3 separate regions of the Mus musculus genome follow, and regions 1 and 3 are each linked to region 2. The links are chromatin loops, found by intact Hi-C in ENCODE. Cell type or tissue: heart. All regions are shown on one strand. Region 1 holds the start of Fkbp4 (FK506 binding protein 4). Region 2 holds the start of LOC115490435 (a long non-coding RNA gene). Region 3 holds the start of Gabarapl1 (gamma-aminobutyric acid (GABA) A receptor-associated protein-like 1).

Region 1 (8,000 bases), 410 kb after region 2:
CCTTTAATCCCAGCCCTGGGGAGGCAGAGGCAAGTGGGTCTCTGTGAGTTCGATGCCAGACTGGTCTACAGAGTGAGCTACAGGACAGCCGACAGCCAGGACTACATAGCGAGACCCTGTCTTGAGGTGGAGGTGTCTTAGGGGGTGGGGGTGGGGGTGGGGGTGGGGGGATGGACTCATCCACTGAGAGCACTGTGCAGTGCAAACCTGATGTCCTGCGTTCTCTCTCTAGAGTCCATGTCAAGGTGGAAGGTAAGAGCTGACTCCACAAAGTTGTTTTCTGACTGCCAGTCATGCTGTGGAACATCCATGCTGAAACAGGTACACGCACACACACGCGCACACACACACTCCAACCATACAGTACCATAACAGAAAATACGTTCTTTTAGGTAGAAAGGGCTAGAGAAGAATACCATATACATATGGGTGCACACTTACTGGCACAGTGACAGTATTATTTAAATGAGGAGGGTGGAGGAGGAGGAGACCACGAGACCTCCTAAGGAGTGCACATGAGGAAGGTTCAGGCTGGCCATTCCTCCAGAAGACCTGGGTTCAATTCCCAGCTTTACATGATAGTACACTGATCTAATGCCACCCTGGAGGATCCAGTGCCCTCTCTAGGCCTCATGGGCACTGTACGCACACAGTGCTCAGACAAACATACAGGCAAAAAACCCATACATGTAAAAAGGTTAGGGAAAAAAAAAAAACTTAAATTTTTTTCAAGAAAAAAAAAAGGGACATACACGACCAGGAAAAATTCCAGATGCACATAGCCCTGCCCTGAGGTTCCAGACCTCAGTCCCTGTCTGTTGGCCTCCATCCACAGCTGCATCGCTGAGGGAAAGCCCTCTCACTGGAGACCTGTCCTCATGTCCTTGCAGGATACCTTCCCTCTTAGTGCATTGCTCCATGCTCCTTCTGCAGTGCTCCATGCCCTTACTGCAGTGCTCCATGTTCCTACTGTAGTGCTCCATGCCCTTACTGCAGTGCTCCATGTTCCTACTGTAGTGCTCCATGCTCCTACTGCAGTGCTCCATGCCCTTACTGCAGTGCTCCATGCCCTTACTGCAGTGCTCCATGTTCCTACTGCAGTACTCCATGCTCCTACTGCAGTGCTCCATGCCCTTACTGCAGTGCTCCATGCCCTTACTGCAGTGCTCCATGTTCCTACTGCAGTGCTCCATGCCCTTACTACAGTGCTCCATGCCCTTACTGCAGTGCTCCATGTTCCTTCTGCAGTACTCCATGCTCCTACTGCAGTGCTCCATGCCCTTACTGCAGTGCTCCATGTTCCTACTGCAGTGCTCCATGCCCTTACTACAGTGCTCCATGCCCTTACTGCAGTGCTCCATGTTCCTTCTGCAGTACTCCATGCTCCTACTGCAGTGCTCCATGCCCTTACTGCAGTGCTCCATGCCCTTACTGCAGTGCTCCATGTTCCTTCTGCAGTACTCCATGCCCTTACTGCAGTGCTCCATGTTCCTACTGTAGTGCTCCATGCCCTTACTGCAGTGCTCCATGTTCCTTCTGCAGTACTCCATGCTCCTACTGCAGTGCTCCATGCCCTTACTGCAGTGCTCCATGCCCTTACTGCAGTGCTCCATGTTCCTACTGCAGTGCTCCATGCCCTTACTACAGTGCTCCATGCTCCTACTGCAGTGCTCCATGCTCCTTCTGCAGTGCTCCATGCCCTTACTGCAGTGCTCCATGTTCCTACTGTAGTGCTCCATGCTCCTACTGCAGTGCTCCATGCCCTTACTACAGTGCTCCATGCCCTTACTGCAGTGTTTCATGCTCACCGCCATCCCCACACACATCACATTATAGCAGTGGCCATCACCTATCCACTTACCACTGGAAGCCAAGTGCTGCACTAGACACACCGGAACATTCCCTCCTTTGTAACCACTGGGTCACCCTATTGACAGGACTCACAGACAAAACCTGCCCCAGTTTTGACAGCTATACTGCAAGGTGAGCCAACCCTTTGCTTATTGCTAACCAATAAGAGCTGTCTATCATAACCTTAGGTAACTTTGTGCCCGCAGTCTGCAGGCACTGAGTGCTGGTGCTGAGTGCTCCACTGGGAGGTGCTCATGAGATCAAAGGAGTTAGGCCTCCAACAATGCTGTTCTCAGGGAAGAGACACAAACTCACTGCTAATACTTTCTCCATCACAACTTGCTGTGCCAGATAACACCCAAAGACCATAATCAGCAGGTACCTATGTGAGCACCAGAAAGATAAGTACCATGTGCAAGGCAGTGGTATACAAAGGCTCCATTCACTACCAAGAGCCTTCACTACCAGAGTAGCCACACACACACCCCACATATTCTCTGGCAGTGTCTCTAGCCACCTAACAAATCAGACCATGGTTAAACTCATGAGACTATAAATTGCTGGAAAGAGTAGCTTACTTCTACAACCCATTTGTTTGGTTCCATCAGAAGGGACTACAATAAAATACCTAATATACTTAAACCATCATAATAAGGGTTATTATTATTTCACTTCTTTGGGAGGGATAATAGGGCACAAGTGTGGATGTCAAAAGACAACTTTGAAGGGGTTTTCTCAATACTGTGGGTGTTAGGGATAAAACCCAGGTCTAAAGACTTTCAAAAGCACCAACATCCACTGAGCCATCTCGCAGGCACCATATAATAACTAGCTTATTGCCTACTTAAACGCCATCACTTGCGTTGGACCACGAACAGCACCATGCTGGGCACACAGAGACAAAAAGTTCATTACACTGGAATGAAAACTCGCAAAGCCAATAATACAATAGGCAGGTCTGATAGCACTCACCAGGCTGTATAACTGGGTACTAAACTGCTGGGCAGAGTCAGGACCTCTCCAGACAGATCTTCCATCAAGCCAGCACTGTTCCGGTAATCAGAACTTCATGGTTTTAGCCACACAGACTCAGAACTCCACAGGCATCTCATAGGAGCAGCGAGCAGGTTGAGAAAACCTTCCTTCCTATTCACCTTTAGTAAAGAGGGGGAAGGGGGAAAAAATTTTTTTTTCGCGTGAGCTGAAACCATTTTGTGTGCCAGTACTAACCAAAAAAGGCTGATTAGTATGGTGGGAGAAAAGGAATTTTAACACACGTACCTCCACTTACAAGTCTATGGCTCTTATAAATCTGCTCATGGCATTTTTGCGGTGGGCCTGCCAGGCTGCAGGGAGGGCAAAGTTGTGTCCGATCTGTGCACCTGGGCTGAAACTGTCCCTACGGGGCCCACACTTTCAATCCCTCGACCTCTCTTTCCCACACTGCTCAGGTGCCCACGCCTGGAACCATGGGCATCTGTGGCACAATCACGGGAGGCCGATCTTTGCCACTTCACATCTGACTGCCTGTCTCCAGCTATTCCGCTGTGGGCCTGGGTGAGCAGGGCCGGCCACGAGGCAGGCCCGGACTTGGGAGGCTCGCCACTTGGAGTCCTGAGGATAGAGAAGGATCTGGAAAAATCGCTTAGACGCGGGCAGAGGGGTGGGGTAAGGGTGGGGGTGGGGCGGAACGACATAGGGAAGATTGTGATCCCAGAGGTCCTGGTGTAGGAGGAGGGCACTCCTAGGGGCCATCAACCAGAAAAGCAAATCTTAACAAAAACGACACAAACAAACAAAAAAACCAAACCACTCCAGTACCCTCAGTCCAAGAGCCTCAACCCGTTTAACCGCTTCTCTAGAAAGTTCTCCGCTCCCGCCCCTTTGCAGCCCGCTCGTGCCGCTCCTCCCTGCCCCGCCCCCGAGGCGGAGGGGACCAATTGCAGGCCGGGCCGCGCCAGGCCCGCCCCTCGGCGTCACCCCACTCGGCCGCCGCCGGCGAGCGCGCGGATAGCCGGGTGCGCGAGCCTGGAGCGCGGTTCGAGGTGGGCAGCGCCGCCTTCCGCCGCACGCCGCCCCGTCGCTCACTCCGGTCGGCGGCCAGAGTGCCGTGCTCGCGCTTGCCACACTCTCGCAGCCAACGGTGCGCCCAGCGGCCATGACCGCCGAGGAGATGAAGGCGGCGGAGAACGGGGCGCAGTCGGCGCCCCTGCCTCTCGAAGGAGTGGACATCAGCCCCAAACAGGACGAGGGCGTGCTCAAGGTGAGGGGCCGCGGAGTCCTCGGCTGCAGGCTCATGGGCCTTGGGGGTACCGCGGCCGGAGGATGGGGGGGATTCGTCTTCCCTGCGCAGGCTGCAGCCCTGAAAACGGCACGGCGGCTGCACGCTCCGGAGGGTGCGGCCCGGGTCCGGGAAGAAGCCCCCACTGCAACGCCAACTCGATCCGGCTGCACTGTGCGGCTGAGAGGGGCGGAGCGGAGCGCGAGAGCCGCTGCCAGGGGGCCCGGGCGGGGTGCACGAGGCTCGGGCGCGCCGAGGGACTCAGGCCTCGCCTCCCGGGAACCCCTCGGCCGCAGCGTGCGCCGTCCACCTGGACGAAGGTGCGCCAGGGCTCGCCCACTTGAAAGTTAAACATTAGCTAGGACCTGAAACGGCTCCCGGGAGCAGGTTCCTGGCCCAAAGCCCTTTGTGCCTTTCTGCGCCCCTTTTGCAATCGCCGAGATCCAGCGAGGTCACGGGCTCGGCCATGCTGTGCCCCCTTTCTCGGCCCGGGGAGAGCGAGAGCGATGCATGCCGGGACCTGTAGTTCCTCGCCTGCCCCTCCTGAGTCTTTCTGAGTTGGGGGGTACTGGGTGCTGGCCATGGGGGGAGGTGCATTGCCTTAGAGCCAGCGGCTCACTAATCGCCTGACTGCAAATAGCCCGAGGAGCGAGGGGGAGGGCGCCCTGACCCGGGTCGGGACAATGGACGCCGTTTCAGAGCAGGTTCTGCCAGCAGTCCAGGACGGTGAAATCCTAACCTGCATTGCATGTCTCCCTGCATCCATTGTTTCTCCTCCGTGAGTCCCATTGCTCAGTTTCTAGTGTGTGTGGCTTGTGCAAACCAGAGACCTTAGGGAGCCTCGTTGGTCCAGAAATGCTCCTGGCTTTTTACCTCAACTCTTGCTGCTCCCCGTGAACATGTGGCCCTTTCTCCTTTGCGCTAGGTTCTGATTCCCAGACGGGGTCTGTTCCTCTTTTATCCTCCATTCCTTCGCGGGGCCCTGTACATTCTTATCAAGGAAGCCTTAGAGGATGGGTTCCATATCTACCTATTGGCTCTCCTATGGGGTCACCATATATAAGAATGTTAAGCAGAAATAGACGCCTGCCTATACACGCAGGAGAGATAAAGGACTCCTTGGCTTGCCAGACAGGTAGTTTCCCTTCCCACATGTAGTTTCCAGCGCCTGATACAGAGCCTTTGTGCTCGGCTGTAATCTGGTCCTTCCTTTTTCCCAGTTTTGAGGGGATCTTTTTCTTTTCATTACTCCTGTTCCTTTCTATTCAAACCAGACCCTGATCTGGTGATCCACTACTTTCTATCAGGTTTTTGTTTTTATTTTTGTTTTCCCCCAAACACCTCTGGAGGATAGGGGTTGTCCTCAATGCCTGACCGATAAGTTCTGGATAGTTTAGCAACTTGTCCAAAACCATAGACAAAACTTGAACCCAAATTATATGCAGTTCTCTAAAGCAAGACCTGGAGGGAGATGGCTAGGGAGGTTAGTTGAATCTAAGCTAATCACTGGTATCCATCATTTGAAGACTAAGCTCTCGGACCTGCTGAAAAGAAGCAGGGGGCAGTGGGTGCAGCCGAGTCCATCCAGTATGTGTCTTTGGGGGGCTTATGGGCAGTTGGGGCCCTTCTGCCCACATCCTTAGGTACTCACCTTCTCTTCCCCTCCCCCCCAGGTCATCAAGAGAGAGGGTACAGGCACAGAGACACCCATGATCGGGGACCGAGTCTTTGTCCACTACACTGGCTGGCTGCTAGATGGCACAAAGTTTGACTCCAGTCTGGACCGCAAGGACAAATTCTCCTTTGACCTGGGAAAAGGTAGGCTTGGTTAGTGGGTTGGCAGGATAGATAGGCTCCGAAGTTGATAGCAGCTGTCACAAGAAAAAGTGACGTTCCCAGCCAAGCTGGAGCTGGGCTCAGCACTGCTTACCTATGTTTCCAGCGACCAGAGATTGAGGCAAGCCTTGAGCCAGTAGTAGTTCAAGCCAGCCTTGGCAAAAAAGCACAAACTAGCCCTCACAAAAGAAAAGGCCACCAGAAGGAAGCTTAAGAAGGAATGGCCACAGCCGGGCGTGGTGGCGCACGCCTTTAATCCCAGCACTCGGGAGGCAGAGGCAGGCGGATTTCTGAGTTCCGAGGTCAGCCTGGTCTACAGAGTGAGTTCCAGGACAGCCAGGGCTATAGAGAGAAACCCTTCCTCGAAAAAAAAAAAAACAAAAAACAAAACAAAACAAGAAGGAATGGCCAAGAACCCATATGTTACCCATCCTGTGTTTCCTTCTCCTCTTGTGGGACAGACCAGTTCCTCCTTAACCGCCTCATCGATCCAGCGCTTCCCTTGCTTCTTGAACTGTGTTGCAGGGTTGAGAGATCTTTTAATGTCCTAAGAACAACACCGCCCTGCTTGTCCCCTGGTCCTCTTTCTAGAGGTGTTCAGATTCTGCTTGGGTGTAGTGCAGTGTCTATCTTTGGGGACACTGAGCCTAGAGTGACGCCCCTGCTAAGTGGGTCTTCTTTTCCTCTATCTACAGGGGAGGTCATCAAGGCTTGGGATATTGCTGTGGCAACCATGAAAGTGGGGGAAGTGTGCCACATCACCTGCAAGCCAGAATATGCCTATGGCGCAGCAGGCAGCCCTCCGAAGATCCCCCCCAACGCCACACTTGTATTTGAGGTGAGTGCTGGCCACAGATCTCTGGGCAGAGAGCCAGTCCTTATCTCACCCCAGCGCTTGGCTGCCCTCCAGCCCTTCCTGTCTCTTGAAGACAATGTAGCCAAGCCTGAGGGCCTAGCTTTAGTAGGAGGTAAGGTGGAAAGGTTAACTGGCTCTGCTGCCACCAGAGTGACCAGGAATAGAGGCTTCGGGTTAGAAGAGGGATTCCAGCTGCCCCTCTCAAATAGGGGTGACTAGTACTTTATCCGCTGAAGGGGGTCTGGGGTCAGGAATCGTCTGGGTTGTAAGGTGCAATGTAACATATTGGCATCCTGGAGCTCAGGAGGGAGAGATACCTTCCTATATGTCAGTGGTTGAGGCAGAACCCACTGAGGGAAAGAACTAAGGCTGTTGCGTCTGAAAGCAGAAAGCCAATCAGTGGGCATAGGGAGACTATTCACAAGGCCATTGAGATGGTAGGTCACTTCTGATGCCTGCCTAATGAAACAATCTTGTGTCCTTGTTAAATGGAACAGGATGATAGGAAGCTCGTCTTTCTGAAGCCAAGTAAAATCTATGTATCCTTCTTGCTAGATAAGGTCTGGCCTTTACTGGTGACTTTTCTGAGTGGAAAAGAGGCAGTTTCAACTGTTAAGTTGGTATAGCGGGCGGTGGTGGCGCACGCCTTTACTCCCAGCACTCGGGAGGCAGAGGCAGGCAGATTTCTGAGTTCGAGGCCAGCCTGGTCTACAGTGTGAGTTCCAGGACAGCCAGGGCTACACAGAGAAACCCTGTCTCAAAACAAACAAACAAAAAAAGTTGATGCAGAAGGGAGTTGGTTACCTTATGTCTCATCGCGCAGGTGGAGCTGTTTGAGTTCAAAGGAGAAGATCTTACAGAAGAAGAAGATGGCGGGATCATCCGCAGAATACGGACTCGGGGTGAAGGCTATGCCAGGCCCAATGATGGTGCTATGGTGGAAGGTGAGAAAGTATAGTCTGGTGTGGGAAGAAAAATCTAGAGTTGCCTTTGATTCCTGGCTCAGAGACTTTTAACGGCCTTGGGTAGTGTGGACCAAGTCACTTCCTTTCTATAAGCCTTTTGTCCCATCCTGAAAATGAGGAGTTAGACCACACAGCCTTAGCATCCTTAGTCTGAGCCACAGTGGTTATCTTGGGTCTAAGCCATGGGGTGGAGATGTGAGGAGCTGTGGCA
Region 2 (8,000 bases):
TAGAAACACAGGTCAACAATGCCAGGCAGCTTCCAGGCCAACAACACTCTAGTCTGCTGTGTGGTGCATCTCTGCTGTGCTGGCTATTTAGTCATCTGACCTCCACATTCACAGCACATGATCAGTACGGGGAAAGGCTGCACATGGAGGGCACTTTCCTCAGAGGTGACTAACAGGTCTCAAAAATAAGTTCTCTGACAACCTGCTCAGCCCACGAACCTGGGAGACTTGACACTGAGTCCAGGACTCCAGGAGACACTGAGTCAGGGCGGGAAGAAAACTCAACAGGGAGACTAGACAGACTTGGACACCGCTGGTTCTTGCCCATTGGTCCTCTCATCAGCCTCCTTCAGATGTAGACATCTCCATCAAGGAGTCTGTAGCTCAGAAGAACTATCTCTGTCCCGGCTATAGACGTCCTTGCCAGGGACGCTGCAAGATGTTTAAGAATGTTACAATTTTCTGTTCTTTAAGCTAAAGGATAAAGACCGTGGACAAAACCAGATTCTCATACTGTTTCATCAGTACAAGGTTGTTGTCTTCATTTCTTTTCCTGTTGCTGTAATAGAATACCTTCTTGGATAAAGGAGATTTAAGGAGAGAAGAGTTTATTTTAGCTCACAGTTCAAACTACAGCCTGTCAATACAGAGAAGTCAAAGCAGCAGAAGTTGGAGCAGCTGGTCACGTGGAATCCACCACGAGGAAGAAGAATGGACTCGTGTCCAGTTTGCTTTCTCCATTTATACACTCGAGAGTCCATAAGGAATGGTTCAGCCCACAGTTAAGATGGCTCCTTCAACATTTTCAGAAACTCAGGTTACTCTAAAGGATGACCCCTCACAAGTATGCCCAGAGGCATGTACCATGGGTGGCTCTATAAAGTGTGTCAAGTTGCTAATTAACACTAATCATCACAGTTTTGTTCCTTAAAAGATTCAAAAGAATTATAATGAGCAAACATTCTGATATATTAACACTGTGTTGTTCTGGGCTCTGAAATGCTTTGTGCAAGTATTAAAATATTAATGCTATTTAAAAACAGATTTTGATGTTAGCTTGTTGCTGGTTTTTCCTCTGCACTGTGTTAATAAGACTTCATCTCTGATTATCTGGAAGAAGTTTAAAGCAGAAAGCATTTCTCTGTGCTCTATTTCAGAAGTTTTAGTCCCGGTATATTATTTCTAGGCCTACGGAGATGCAGAACTCAATGTCAGGGAACACGTGAGAGAGCAGAGCTCCCCTTCTAACAGGGGTAATTGGGAGACCACAGAGGAACCACAGGTAAGGCAGACACCTCCAGTATCTTCCAGCAGGTAGGCTTCATCTCAGAACGTTGCCCTCCCCTCACTATTGTGAGGCTGTACATTATGAAGCCATGTGTGGATCAACCCATTGGCAGAGACTGAGCCCTCTTGATCCAATCACCTCTCTCACTCTCACAGCATCCATCCTGTGTAGACCAAGTGTCCCACACTCAGCCTCTGCAGGGCCCTTGACATCTGACCATAACAGAGGTGACAGAGGAATATTGTCACATGCTCATGAATCCAGGCATGGCATGTGACTACTGAAGTCAACTCAACTATTAAGAGTACCTTACTGCTGGGTGTTTTAAGAACCAGGATGTAATTTCCCTTATTCTCGTTATCACAGCAGACAACATGGCCAAAGCTACCTTGTGCCTGTGGATCGTAGAATGAAATAGAGGCAAAACAAATTCTCCTAGCAACCTCAGTGGGCACACTGTGAATTCCTGTATATTTGAAAGGAAGTCTCCAGTTCTCTCCCACCAATCAGTCTGTCTGTCTGTCTGTCTGTGTATAAGCATGCATGCTTTCTGTGTCAGTCTCAGATCCTCACTTCTCATGCAAGCACTCTAGCCCCCTGAGAAACAACTTGAGATCTTCCATCTCCACATTTCCCATCTCTGTCTGAAATGACTCCAGCCCTGCTATGTTCCTTGATTGAAGACTTGAAGAAACTAGGGTGAGAGTAGCCAGCTCAGCTATCCCACACTTCTGACCTGCAGGCTCTTGTATAAAATGATAGTTGTTAATAAATCACTAAATTTTTGAGTAATTTCTTTAACTGAAAAAAAAAAAAAGGCCAAACAGAACTATCAAGAATGAACTATATAACAGAGGAAAATGTGGAACGTGTTTGGGAATGAGGATTTCAGCATGAATTATGGGATCAAACTCTGGCAGACTGGCTTGCAAAGCCAACGTCTTGGGTAGCTAAGCCACCTCCTAACCCTCTTTTTTATTTGTGCTGAATTCAGTATTTTGTTAAGGATTAAGTTTTTCCCCACTTAGTGTATGTGTGTGTTTCTCTCTCTCTGTGTGTGTGTGTGTGTGTGTGTGTGTGTGTGTACATATATAAATATATGTGTGTTTTTACATATATACTAATACCTGTGTATATATTTAAATATGTATGTATATATCCTGAATGATGTTCTGCAGTTCCCATGCCATTTTGATGAGTGAATTTTCAGTGGAGGGGTGGGAATGATGGAGGAACTAAGTTGTGCATAGGCTATGGAGCGAGGCTGAACCATTTTGACGTCCAAGGCCTGCACATGGCCGGTAATGTCACCACCCTAGGCCAGGTTGATGTCTGTGGTCCTTGCTGTCGCTGGGGGCCATGTCTGGGTCCATGGTCCTGCTGCAATGTCCATGGCCCCCCCAAGGCCCTTGTTACCACTGAAGGCCATGTTGATGTCTGCAGGCTGAGCTGCCTCAGAGGACCGTGATAGGGCCCATGACCCTTACTGCCACTGGAGACCATGCTGAGTCTGTGGCACATGCTGACACCGCAGGCCAGGTGGGTATCATGATCCGTGCTTTCAGCAGATACCATGTGGAGGTTCTTGATCGGTGCTTCTGCTGACTGTAATGGACAAGGAAGCTTCTTCTGCAGAGGTATTGATGACTACAGACTCACGGTTGAGAAAGAGGGACATAGAAAGCTTTGGTGGCAATCCCTAACCTCCACCCCCACACCCTCCCAACCCCCAAAAGTAGCAGTCTAGACAGGAAACCATTTAAGAGAACTTTTAACAGCTGTGATAAGAATACTGAAATGTAGCTCTCCACAACTAGATGGTAAGCAGAGACAGTGGGGAAGGGGAAGGACTCACTCTTCCTTAAGGGACTGGCCACCAAGAGTTTGACTATACTCCAGTGACTATACACACACAACACAAATGGAGAGGAGAGGCCACAATGGTGGGGGACAAGATGGGGAAACCTGGGAGGACTGGGAAGTAAGGATGATCAGGGTATGTGAAATTCCCAATGAAAATTTATGTTTTAAAAGTGGAAACAAATAAAAATGAAGTGCAAGAAACAAATGAAAAAAAGTTTTCCCCACTAACAACACCTCTATGTGAAGAATTTCCTATAATGTAATAAAAAAATCGAGGCCAGGTTATACACATATGTATACATATAAACATACATATATATATATATATGATATTTGATTCTCATTTTTTTCACCTTTGAATAAGAATTTGTTAATTATATAAAATAATGAGTTCCTTATGATGTGGTCATGGGTGCACACAACATGTTCTGACGACACTTACTATCACCCTGGCTTCTTTGCCCCCCCACCCCCCTCCCCTATTTCTCTTCACAAATAGCCCATCTTCTACTGTGGTTAAAAGAGGTTTGTTTTGTTTGTGGTTTTGAAGGACGATCCAAAAAAAGTGGACTCCTGGCTTGGTCTCTGGCATAGAGCTCAAGCAGACAGCATCCTAGGGAAAGAAGCACGTGAGAGGGGAAGAACACATAGCAAGACAGGAAACTAGAGCCAGGAGGGGAAGCGGAAGAAAGGACCTCCTACCAGGTCCCACCCACTACCTCCATCTCTCACCCCATAGCATGAATACCTGAGAATCAAGGGTGCAAATTAGGCATATCCAAGCATATCCGATTTTCTTTGACACTGCAACAGGACAGTGTTGTTCAAAAGTTCAAACTTGGGCTGGTGAGATGGCTCAGTGGGTAAGAGCACCCGACTGCTCTTCCGAAGGTCAGGAGTTCAAATCCCAGCAACCACATGGTGGCTCACAACCATCCGTAACGAGATCTGGCGCCCTCTTCTGGAGTGTCTGAAGACAGCTTCAGTGTACTTACATATAATAAATAAATCTTTAAAAAAAAAAAAAAAAAAGTTCAAACTTCAGGCTGCATAATATGTTACAAAAAAAAAAAAAAGTCACACACACACAAATACACACACGCGCGCACCACAATCTCATCATATTATAAGCAAGTATTAGGTTGGGATGCAAACTAAAGTATCCCAGAGCATACAAGACCCAAGGGATGTGCTGTAAGGTCTCGGACCTGTATTTATTCACCCATGTTGACTCAACAGGATCCACAACAGGCTAATGGCAGAAGCAGCAAGTGGGCTTACACACTGAGTGGCCTGAGCAGAGTGCAGGGCATTCTTTACCCTTAAGAAGGAAGAAACTTTTAGCGTTGGTCTCTAGTATGCCGTCCAGAAGGAGGAAGATCTTGAAACTGCAGGGTTGCATGAACCACTAACAGCTTTGGCCCCTATCAACCAGCAGCGGAAGCACAGCTGCTGGCTGCCTGCTCACTACATGTTGGATTTTAGCAAAGTCATGGGGAGGCTTGACCACTAGGGGACAGCACTGAGCTCCTGGCTCATAGGGGACCTTGGTCAGCCAGCCCAGAAACACAATGGCCACCATAGCCAGGAAGGCTTGTCCTCCCAGCTGAACAGTGAGAGTCCTCAGCAAAAGAGCCCAGGAAACAAGGAAGGTGTTGGGAAAACCTGTGTCCTCGTGCTTTAGAGGGGTTCAGGATTTTATAGAAGCCCACAGTTGAGAGGCGTTAGACTTTTAAAGAGACAGCAGACTTTTACATAGAACTTAGACCCTTAAAGTGCTAAATAAATAAATAAATAAATAAAACAAAACAAAAAATAAAACAAAAAAATTAAGACTGTGGGGCTTTTAAAGTTATACTATGTTTTGTATTGTGGTATTAATCATTACATTACATTACATCTTGGAGACAAACAAGAAAGGAAAAAAAAGGCTTATTAATGTTGTGTTTATGTATCAAGTTGACAAGGGGTTAATTTTGCTGGTCAATTTTTTTGTCACCTTAACACAAGCTTGGATTAGCTGGGGGCGGGGGAAGGGGATATCAATTGAGAAAATTCCTCCATTAGAATGGGCTGTAGGCCTGCCTGCCAGGGTACTTTCTCGATTGTTAATAAATGGGATGGCGGCGGGGTAGACTAGCATATTGGGTAAGGTTTTACCCCAGGGCTGCTGATCATGGAAAGTATAAGAAAGGACACTGAGAAGAAAGTCACGTGCAGGGAGATTGAAAGCAGCATTCTGCCAGGGCCTCCTTTCTCCTGAGTTCCTGCCTCACTGTTCCTGCCCTCAGTTCCCTTAGTGATGGAGTGTGATTAAGACATGTAAGCAAATGAGCCCTTTCCTGCCCCAACTTGTATTTGGTCCTGGTGTTTTATCTGCCCTATAGAAAGCAAACTAAGTCAAGGAAGGTTCAGGAAATGACAACAAATATTTTCAAAAGGAGGGAAAGAGGAGGAGGAGGAAGAGAAGGAAATAGAGATTCCAGAGTGGCCACAGCAGCAATGGGGGAGAAAGAAAATGTGTTAGATGAAAGAGGTCACATCTTGCTAAGCGAATAGGGCTGACGCCAGAGCACAAATCCGCGGGTCCGGTTGTGTGCAGGTTGTGGAGCAGCGGGGATGTGGGAGTGCAGATGTCTTTGGTTGGGTGTTCTCTGTGAGCCCACACAGTGAGGCCTGAAGTTGATGTCAAAATCATCACCAGGCAGAAGAGAGAGAGAGTGCAGAGCAGCCAGAGAAAAGTGTGGCTCTGTGCCTGTGAACGTCTGTGCAGAATTGAAACTTTCAGTTCAGTTCATTGAAATTCAAGGCGTTTCAGAGAATTTCAGGGCAGGTAAATTGATAAGGTTGGACGCTGAGAATTAAATCTGAATTAAAGTTTTATCAGTGAGGAATAGATTCTTTTTTGTTTGTTTGTTTTCGTTTTTTGTTTTGTTTAACATAGCGTTTTTTTGTACTTAGCGGTAGTCAGTGTGCCCCGCTATGGTATCAGATAAAAAAAGAAAAGGTGAACTGTGAACCAGCTCTCTCAGGGCCTTAGCCTTTAAAGGCTGAGCCATCCCTCCGGCCCCGCCCCGCTTCCTATTCTTTCTCTTAAGTAGCGACCTGGGCGTTGCGCAACCACTTCTCTGTTGAGTGCATTCTTGTTCTCAATACTAAACAACTCTCATTTGTTTTCCTTGTGCACAAAACCAAACACTCGAGGAGAAAAGAAAAAAACCCGAACTCTTTGCAGCGAGCATTTTGCTCTGAACAGTGGCTAATGACTCATTGTGGTGCAGGGCTAGAGAAAAGAAACCTAAGGGGCACGAGAGAGCTGAGCAGGCGGGTTGTAGAGATGAGAGAGAACCTGTAGGGAAGAGAAGGGTGTGGAGTGCGGCGTGGGCAGGCGTGAGGGTCGGGCGTGTGCGTGGATAAAGGTTTGTAAGCAGCAGTGTGGAGCGGGAGCTGGTGGGGCTGAAGAAGGCGATCCGGTTGGGGTGCGGGTAGCCGATCAGATTTCAGGGGGAAGAAACATAAGAAGAGGCCTTGTGGAGGTTGAAAGTTTGTTTGGGGGCGCAGTATAACCGTGGATTTGTGGTTTTGTTGAAAATGGGAGAGAAAAAAAGCGTGTAGACCAGGCTGTCCTCGAACTCCAGATCCTCCTGCCTCTGCCTCCTTCAGCAAATCCTACCGGCCTGCGCCACCAGAACCGGCGGTAGAGAGCTTGAAAATCGTTCTATTGAAGCGTCTTCTTAGTGACGCACGCTAACTGGTATTTAGCGGAAGGATCTCTGTAACCGTGGAGCCAATAGCACTCCGTCTGTCCCACGCTCTCCACCGGCTTTACACAAACTCTCCGCTGAGCTCTCGCACTCTTCGGGCCTCACGCCCGCCGCCCTCACCGAACCACACCCGCAACAATCCCGGAAGGTCTTTCCCGCCCCACGTCCCCCGCGGGCCACGCCGGGTAACACAGTCCCGGCACCGCAAGGCGACTGCGCGCTCAGCCGTAAGTCTCCGCTGCCCAGCGCCCTGCCCCGCAGCCCGCGCGTGGATGAGTCTGTACTCGCTATTCCTCTACCTTTTCGCCCTCCACATTCACAGCGGAAGATCCGTGACTGCAAGGAGGCTGCACACGGAGGCCACCCTCCTCAGGGATGACTGACACGTCTCAAAACTCAATCCTCCCGCATCCTGCTGGGAGCACTTGGAAGCTTGCCCCTGGTTTTTGTCCACGTGCGGGACTCCAGGAAAGATCGGACCAGCGTGTGAAGAAAACTCGACATGAAAATAAAATAGTGCGTGGACATCTCTGATTCTTGCCCACTGGTCCCCCGATCACCAGAACGTTCACCTTCAGTCGTAGACAACCCCTTCAAGGTGCCCACCAGCTCGGGAGGACCGCCTCACCCTCAGCTTTAACAGTCCTTGCCCAGGGTGCGTTCCCCTGGATAGCCACCCATCTGTACATGGCTGTAGCAAAATGTTAAAGAATGTTAGCAAGTTTCCTTCCACCCAAGGGTAGAGAGTGTGGACAAAAATCCAGTTCTTGTATTGTTTCATAGCCAGCCCAAGGTTCTCAGTTAACACTTGCCATCGCTGATTTGTTACCTAAAGGGGGGTAGGAGGGGATGTATTAAGCATACATTCTGAAAAATTAACCATGTATCGTTCTGAATTTCGGCAATGCTTTGTGAAAGCATTAAAATGCTAGTGCTGTTCAAAAATGGATTCGCATGCTTGTTTCTCTGCAGTGCCTGGTATTTTTCATCTCTTTGAATAATACTGAAGATGTTTAAGCGCGAAGCACTTCTTTCGATTCAATATCAGAAGTTTTAGTCCTGATAAGTTCTTTCTGGGCTCACGG
Region 3 (8,000 bases), 690 kb before region 2:
GTAACCGTGTTAGAATTTTAAGGGACTTTCAATGTCGACATTAAGTTTTTTCATAACACTTTTAAAGATTCTGCATTTTGTAACAAAGAAAAAGACACAAAATCTTCGGTGATGTTTACAGAGTGGCTCAGAGAACAGAAAATATCTGACAAGAATATTAACATTAGATTCTTTGTTTTGAAAATCTCATCTTAGAGATAAGAAATGGGAAATACACAAAAGCAAAGAAGCAGAAACAACACTGGACAAGTATCCCTAGAAGCTGAGTGTCTGTCAGTGTGTTTCCGACCTTTTCGAGCTTCTTCATCAAGCCACATACCTGTCCACCCCCAGATACCATACAAACAAGTACAAGAAAATGCTTGGGTAGACAGACGTGAATCCAAAGCTTCAAGGGAAATAGAAAAGAACTTGAAAAGAAATAGACCAAAAAAGAGGAAGGAAAGAGGCAGGTTACAAACAGAGCACAGGAAACAGGGAGCCCTGGTATTCACCACAGGAACTCTTGAGTCCTGGAACTCCAACCAAAAGGAGAGGGGACTTGTTTTCTGCATCTGTCGCAGTGGCTCATACACCATAGGGATGTTTACAAATGTTTAAAAATAGTATGTCCTACAGTTCCTGCTGTTACAGGTCTCCAACACACGGTTATCTCAAGATCCCATGATCCCTTCTCCCAAGGCCCACGCACACCTCTTAAGAGGCCAAGCTTAAGTTGTGAGTCAGACTGCCTTAGAAACTTAGCGGCTTTCCTGTAAATACCTGAACATAGGAAGATTCGGCCCTGTGACCAAGGCAGGAGAACTCCTGTTATAATCCAGTCATGGAGAAGACACCAGGCAAAGGGTTCCAATTTTAGTGTTGCCCCCACTCCCACCCCCACACAAATCTCAGCAGGGTTCTATGTCACAACCAGATGAGAGGTTGAGAACCTCTCAGATTGGGAGGTACCATCTGGGTGTGAAATCCAGGGATCCATGAGATCTAAGCGAAGGTGTCTTGGCTTACAAATCATCACTGAAGTAAAACATTCAGCATCAAGTCACAAACAGGAGAATACAGAGAAACTGCAATATTGTGGGTGAGTGCTGTACACAACTGAATGCGAGGGGGCTCTGTCTTGAGGAAGGACGGAGGTTTTAGCTGAATTTGGAAACAGTTGCAGGTCACAGCTCGGATTTCTGTTAAAGTTCTGAATAATGGGGGTAGGTGTTCACTTAAGTTTCCTGGCTGGCACCAACTACCACCTGAACTCCAGATGGCAGCAGGTGTTAACCTACTTCTAGGGCTCAACCTTACAAGGCGTTCATCTAACTGTACTACAAACTGGAAAACAAAAACAAAAACAAAACTCTGGAAGCCCAAGGGCTCTGGAAGCCCTGAAGCATGACAGCCAGGGCTGGAATTCTCCTCCACCAGTCAGCAATGTCAAACCTGTGGGTGGTGACTTCACTGCCCTGTGCTTCAGAGCATGTCTCTAGCACAGGGATTTTAATGCTGTGACGAGAGTCGGTGAGTACACAGACAAGGCATTCAGAGTGCTGCCAGCTGTGTGGTCCATGTGTAATTTTAAAATATTAAGTGGGGCTGACAAACTGAGAGAAATTTTGAAAGCAATCCTCCACAGTCCTGAGCTCAAGGAAATAACATGTGAAGGACTGTGTAGTAGGAAGGCATGACTGGAGTGTGCCCAGCCGTTCTGGAAGAGCCATGTATATGTAATTTCTGGAGAATGGTGGAATAGTTAGCTCTCTTCTTCCTCATAGAAAATGGGGCTGAGGGTAGAAAATGGGGCTGAGGGTAGAAAATGGGGCTGAGGGCTTTCTCTTGCTGGACCTCCGTTTCTTCTGGTAGCCCTGGCTGAGATAAAGAATAAGGAAGAAGTCCCTCCCCCCTATTACTTATGCATCAAAAAAAAAAATTATCAGGTTAGCACAGCTCTTTTACCCTTCAAAGTTAGAGGAACGCCAACCTAATATAACATCATTGCCTGTACAAATAAAGAGAACGATTTTTTAAAGTCCCTGGTCCTCTATCCACCATATTTAAAAGCGATGTCATCCTTTGCTTCCAATTCTGCTGCGCAGCCTTCAAAAGAGGAGGAAAAAAAAAAAGGCAAGTGGGCGGGGGAGGGGGTAAAGTGGAAAACACCCGGATGCTGAAGACTCCCTTAGTATTTTTCTCCCCACTGCATGAACTAGGTATTAGCTGCTTAAATCGGGGTATAATTAATGGAGGAAACGGTTCTCAGTACTGGTTCTTGAGATCCAAGAGCCCACCCACCTATCACAGTGCAGAGCACGGACCTTCTTTTTCCACACATGGCCCAGGAGACAATAATGAGGTGGAGGCAGGCATGACCTTGTTTGAGGGCCCGCCTGGTGAAGCCCCTCACCCCACCCCACCCCCAATTCTAAAAAAAAAAAAAAAAAAAAAACGCAGGTCAGAATCTAGGGGCTTCTCGAGTTTTTCCTCCTACGCTCAAGGAAATGGGAAGGAGACTCGTTTTCATGGAGAACCAATTGAGCAGACATGGATGGGCACAAGGCTCATCTCACCTGCTGCTACAGGGTTGGGACGCGTTTTTCTATAGCATATCCTATCTGCGGCCCCCAACCAGTCGCCCCCGCACACACAGGCCTCGCCACGCGCACATCCCAACCTCCATGGGTGCTGAATCCTGCTGACTCACCCACCACGCGCACGCTGCGCTTTCGAGATGCCAAAAGTGGCTACAGGCCCTGGGGATACAAGCTTGTCAAAGCCGGTCAAGAATACTTGATTCCGATGACCCTCCTGTGCCAGGGCCACCCGCCATCGCCAGGCTACCTCGGTAGCTCCAGGGCAACCAGCTCCCAAACTCCTCAAGCTTGCCTTCTCCCTCCCCGCCCCCACTCACCGGCACCCGGTCCGGGTATTTCTTCCTAATCTTTTCACCTTCCTTTTTCCGATACTCGAAGGGGTGGTCCTCCTTATACTGGAACTTCATGATGGACCTCAGGATGTAGGGGCTCCCCGGACGGGGCCTGCTGCGCGCGCTGATGACTGCGTCTCGCGTCTGGCCACCCCCAGTCAATGTCAGCCTTATCACAATCGCTCCACCCGCGTCAGCTCCCACGCGCCAGTCGCCGCACTACGTGGCTAAACGTCCAGAGAAGGACCTGGAGATCTCGCGGCCTGAAGGTAAAGGACCACCAGGTAAAGAAATAGGGTGGCTTTTCCCAAGAGCTGGAAACACAAAAACACCAGGGCGGTGCTGTGACATCACGACGCCCCACCCCCGCTCCGCCCCCGGCGCTAAGGACCTGCTGGATCCGGGTGGACAGAAGCTTTGTTTATTTGTGTATCTTCTTTTCACCCAAGCTTTTCCTAAACCACTCCATCGAAACGCAAAAATCATGTAGTCGGGTTTTTATTTTTGAGGATTGATATTAAAGGTAATTTGTTAATTCAAAGAATGCTCTAACAAATGTCGTCTTCCCTCCCCTTCAAGTTTCTTGTTTGATGCCCAAAACAAACACAGAGGAAGAAAATCCAGCTGTTTCCAGAGCAATGGAATCAGGAGTCTGGAGTTGGAAAAGTGCCAGGCGTCACGAGATTTGTAGCCCGGGCTGAAATGTCCTGTGCTTGCATTTTGACCTTTGCCTGGCACCCACGACTGGCCTGCCTTCTCTGCCCCAACTCCTCCTTCTGACTGGTGTCCTTATGTTTGGATCTGTGCTAGAATTGGTTCTGAGACAACATAAACAGAGCATGACTCATGGATTTGAAGAAGTGTAAGGGTGAAGAACATGAAGTCATCAAGGTTAGAAGAAGCGATGCCAGCGATGAACACCAGGCTTCACTCACGTTCAAGGAGAGATGAATCCATTCATTTTATAAGGTTCACCCAGAAGCATGGTTGTTGAGTTCTTGAAAATACAGAGGTCAAATCATTTAGGTGTCTATGTTTCCCCAACAATACTTTGCTCTGGGGTGGGTATCACCTGTAGGGTAGTTGTCCTGATGAAAAGGCCTTATTGGGCACCAAAAGCTCTGACTGGCATGCTGGTGGAAGACCCTCAATAGTATAGAGAGAGTCAGCCCAGGCCCCTCTGACATACCGGGTTTCCATCTTAAGACTCTTTGGATGCGGGGTCACCCTTCTGATTCTACTGGCAGTAACTCCAGACCTATATCTTGGGAACATCGGAGATAAAGTTCAAGGATGCTTTGTGCTGTGAAAATAAAATGACTACTAAGTGGTACCAGGCAAGCAGCCCTGTTGCCTGATTTTATGTACATGACTTAGTGATATGGTTATAAAATATGGGCAAAATAAAGTGAACTGAATTTAACTGGCAAAACAAGAACATGAAATACATAGCCCACTTCTTGGTTTTCTCCTGGTAATCTTTCTTACATATGAAGACAAATGAATTGGTATATAATATTGTTGTATTTATTTATTGTTGTTTTTATTTTCAAATTAAAAATAGTTTAATACCCAGCTACTCATTTTACCCTTGACCCAAATACAATTAAGTCTTTCAGAAGAAATTTTACAACCAGTTGAGACAGATCTGGGATGAAAATGGTAATAGTGTTGTTTTCTGAGTAACCTTCAGGTTTGTTTTTTTGTTGTTGTTGTTTTGTTTTTTTTTTTTATAGATGTACAGTCTCAGCTAGTTGAAGGGCAGTTCTTCAGTCCACTGAAAATGTATGCAGTACATGAAAATTTAAAGATGAAATGTTGGTTAATCAGCTCTTAGGATTTTTAAAATGCTAGTCGTTTACATTAGAATGCAAAATGTATTGGGAGCTGGAGAATGGTTCAGTGGTTAAGAACACTGACTGCTCTACTAGAGGACCAGGGTTTGATTTCCAACTCCCACATGACAGCTCAGGAGTATCTGTAACTCCAGTTTCAGGGGACCTAATACCCTCTCTGACCTCTACTACGTTACTGCATGTCCGTGGTGCACATACATACATATAGGCAGAACCCCCACACAAATAAAATAAAAATAAGTCATATTAAAATACAAAATGTATCTATTTTCACAATTTTACTATTGATTCTCAGAAGGTTCTTTAAAATGTTGTACACAGGTACATTTATAAACTAACAATCAGATAAAAAAAAAAACCTTTTAAGTTGCTTTCTTCAACCATACAAAGGGCAGTTTTAAAAGGACCACATTTTCTCATATAGCCACATCAAATGTTTCTTGTACTGTTGTAATTTTTAAGATTGGATCTCTTTGGTTTTTTTATGCATATCAGTAATGGAGAAGATTTCAGAGTAGTACAAGACAAGCAATATGCCCCTGCTCCAGGTGTCTTCTTCCTTCTGGGAAGTAAACTGCACTTTACCTCTGCCGTCATGTCAACCACCACAATGCATCTTAAAATTATCAGTACCTCCCCAATTAGGTAATTCTTCCTAGAGTTTATACCCAGTGTTCTATGCCTCTTAAAACACAGCTCATCATTTTCCCCAGTCATTAGGATTTGGAACTGAATATGAAGTTGTTTTGTTTCTTCTATTTATTTATTTATTTATTTTTTTTTTTTTTTTTTTTTTTTTTTTTTTTTTTGAGACAGGGTTTCTCTGTGTAGTCCTGGCTGTCCTGGAACTCACTTTGTAGACCAGGCTGGCCTCGAACTCGGAAATCCACCTGCCTCTGCCTCCCGAGTGCTGGGATTAAAGGCGTGCGCCACCACCGCCCGGCTGTTTCTTCTATTTATAATTTCTACTATTATATATAAGTCAATGAATAAAAGCCAGAATTAGAGTATTGACCTGGTTGTAACTAGACATAATTTACTAACAAACATCAGAAAACTTAACTTGTTCAGCTTGAACTTTTAAAAAGAAGTTTTTTGTTTTGTATTGTTTGGTTAATTTTTAAGTAAATGGCTACCTACAAAACAAATACCAAAGATCATCTGACTGAGACTGGTTGATTCCTGTGCCAGGAACCTTTCATGACCCTAAAGTCTCCTTCCTGGGTACAGTGAATTGAGCTCTCTCCAGCTAACAAGTTAAGCACCAGGAGGTGACAGCTTCAGCTTCATTGTTTTAAACACAGTTCTGCTTAGATTCAGGACAGTATCTCAGTACAGGAGAGTTGTTAAAGACTCATGAATGTGCTTTAAAGCCACCATTTTTATTCTCACCCACTCCTAATGGTGTTCAGTCTTGTTTTTATCACTATGGGTAGAGCAAAGAGGGTTATAAGTGCCAAAATAAATGTATTAACATGAGTTTTCACAGTGTCACAATGTCATATCCCTTCACTTCTGTCCAGCTGTCAGCCTGTTGTAGTCTTTGGAAGAAAGTCCAATTCCTTAGGAATGAAGTTGAATTATTAAACAGTGACCATAGTTTAATTCTCTTCTCTTCCATAGACGGGTTTCAGATTTTGCTCCAAGCTAACTATTACAGTTTAGATGACATATTCTCACATGCTCAGGAGCACTTTGCTCACAGCTGGTATTGCTGTCTTGGGATGCTGGAGAGGATCCTGAAAGTTAGGAGAGGGGGCCCAGGGGAAGGATCTATGCAGCCTCTTTTTCATAAGGGTACTTATCCCTTATCCCTTATCTTAAAAAGACTTTGCCCTCAGGACTTGGTCAATTCCCAAAGGATTCACCTCTCGATACCATGATCTTGGTGAATGGCAGCAGGGGCTAGGGAGTTAATCAGTAAATAGATTTGGAAGGACCAGAGCAAATAGCAATGTTGTTTTAGTCTCAGGTAGACACTAGATGAGGAAGACAGACACCACCTAAAACAATAATGAAGACATGGATAAAGAGAGATTTTTAAGAGAGTCTTGATGGTACTGGGGATCTTGATTTCAAGTAGCACCCCTACTGGAGAAGCTGTCCTTCACAGGCCAAAATGATCTCTGCCCATAGAAAAAGCCTCAGTCAGACCAGACTGATCGATCCTCAGACTAGTGGAACCTTTACTCTCCAATGGCATGGATACCCCAGGGAACAGCACACCTTTGCCTTAATTGCCCCAGAGCAACCACAAACCACCTCAGCAGTGAGAATAGACTGGAAACAGCCTGGCAGAAATGAAGCTGGTTTTAGTCTCTCTATCTATCAGACTATTGAAACAATTATTCCCCCAAATGAAAATTTCCCTAGGAATTTCATGCTGAGAGAAAGAAGAGGCACTGACTAGAATTTGTAAGATAGATTTCAAACAGTTCCAACAACTTGTTTCATGACCTTCCTCCCATGAGACTGAAACCAAGATAATGACGGTGGTGTGGAGGGCCACACATCAACTGAGTCTCAGGAGATGTACATATCTTGGCCCTCAATTTAAACTTTGATCTTACTTCAGGACTCTGAAGACCCAATTTGAGGGGTTTGCTGGAGCTCTTAGTCCCTCTTTCCCAAAGTAGCCACTTTGAATAAATCTCTTTTCTCTTCTTTCCACTATTGACTTAGCTCTTTTAATTGGCTGTTGAGGATGGGCTGCCAGACCTGACTTGAGACAAAAGTTGTGACCCCAAGTTTGATAATAAAATGGCATCCGTGGAGGAACAAAGACACACTTCAGGGTGCTGGTCACTCACAGCTGGCCCCAAAGAGGAGGAATGGGCATTGCCTGTAGTCACTGAGGTAATTTCCTCCAGGGACATTTTCCTCTTCCCACTTCAACCCAGGTTGCTTTTATCTCCACTTAGTGAAACCGAGAATCTACTTCAGACCCTGTTTAGGATTTTCAAGAAAATCTGACCCTTGGTAAGTATCCTCCTGATCAGTGAACTTTGGGCTTTTCCTTCCTGTTTGCCTTTGGACTCTTCTGAGCAGTTTAGGGTTCTTTAGGGGATTGCCATCTGGTGATTGGCTCTATCTTTAGGTATTCTTCTGTTGAAATGTACCAGAGTATTGTTGACACAGTGATGGTGGCTAAGGCAGCATCCTTCCCCCTTGCACAGAAAAAGACAGGTATTCTACTGAGATACTGTCCATGGGTCCCTCTCTAACAGACA

The links. Hi-C counts contacts between places; a loop is a spot of excess contacts. Peaks named below come from ENCODE experiments on the same cell type or tissue, not always from the same donor. Only the 100,000 strongest peaks of a DNase experiment are listed, where the experiment ranks them.
Region 1: a loop joins it to region 2, with 6 times the contacts of the local background. A loop is called at or near these places in 4 of 42 quality-filtered maps.
Region 3: it touches region 2 in a loop (4-fold over the local background); 14 of 42 quality-filtered maps call a loop at or near these places.

Annotation. Positions count from the first base shown.
Region 1 is chr6:128,434,520-128,442,519 of GRCm38, reverse strand. It overlaps Fkbp4 (FK506 binding protein 4), which reads left to right and starts at 3,864. Exons shown (of 10, transcript NM_010219.4): 1 at 3,864-4,114; 2 at 5,806-5,950; 3 at 6,664-6,806; 4 at 7,648-7,768. The coding sequence starts at 4,010. Gm10069 (predicted gene 10069) reads right to left here and starts at 3,763. Exons shown (of 5, transcript NR_028593.1): 1 at 3,133-3,763; 2 at 2,824-3,005. In heart, a CTCF peak has its summit at 3,901; DNase peaks (open chromatin) are centred at 3,799, 4,389, 4,679, 6,859 and 2 weaker places; H3K4me3 peaks cover 3,228 bases; H3K27ac peaks cover 3,343 bases.
Region 2 is chr6:128,842,134-128,850,133 of GRCm38, reverse strand. BC035044 (cDNA sequence BC035044) reads left to right here. Exons shown (of 3, transcript NM_001254946.1): 3 at 1-2,090. The coding sequence ends at 52. LOC115490435 (a long non-coding RNA gene) reads left to right here and starts at 5,098. Exons shown (of 2, transcript XR_003956525.1): 1 at 5,098-7,142; 2 at 7,238-7,864. In heart, CTCF peaks have their summits at 4,658 (motif pointing right) and 6,853; DNase peaks (open chromatin) are centred at 113, 4,653, 6,273, 6,993 and 2 weaker places; H3K4me3 peaks cover 2,906 bases; H3K27ac peaks cover 1,420 bases.
Region 3 is chr6:129,528,436-129,536,435 of GRCm38, reverse strand. Gabarapl1 (gamma-aminobutyric acid (GABA) A receptor-associated protein-like 1) reads right to left here and starts at 3,244. Exons shown (of 4, transcript NM_020590.4): 1 at 2,900-3,244. The coding sequence starts at 2,989. 1700101I11Rik (RIKEN cDNA 1700101I11 gene) reads left to right here and starts at 3,152. Exons shown (of 2, transcript NR_045270.2): 1 at 3,152-3,198; 2 at 3,494-4,489. In heart, a CTCF peak has its summit at 3,825; DNase peaks (open chromatin) are centred at 2,765, 3,245 and 3,595; H3K4me3 peaks cover 2,246 bases; H3K27ac peaks cover 1,734 bases.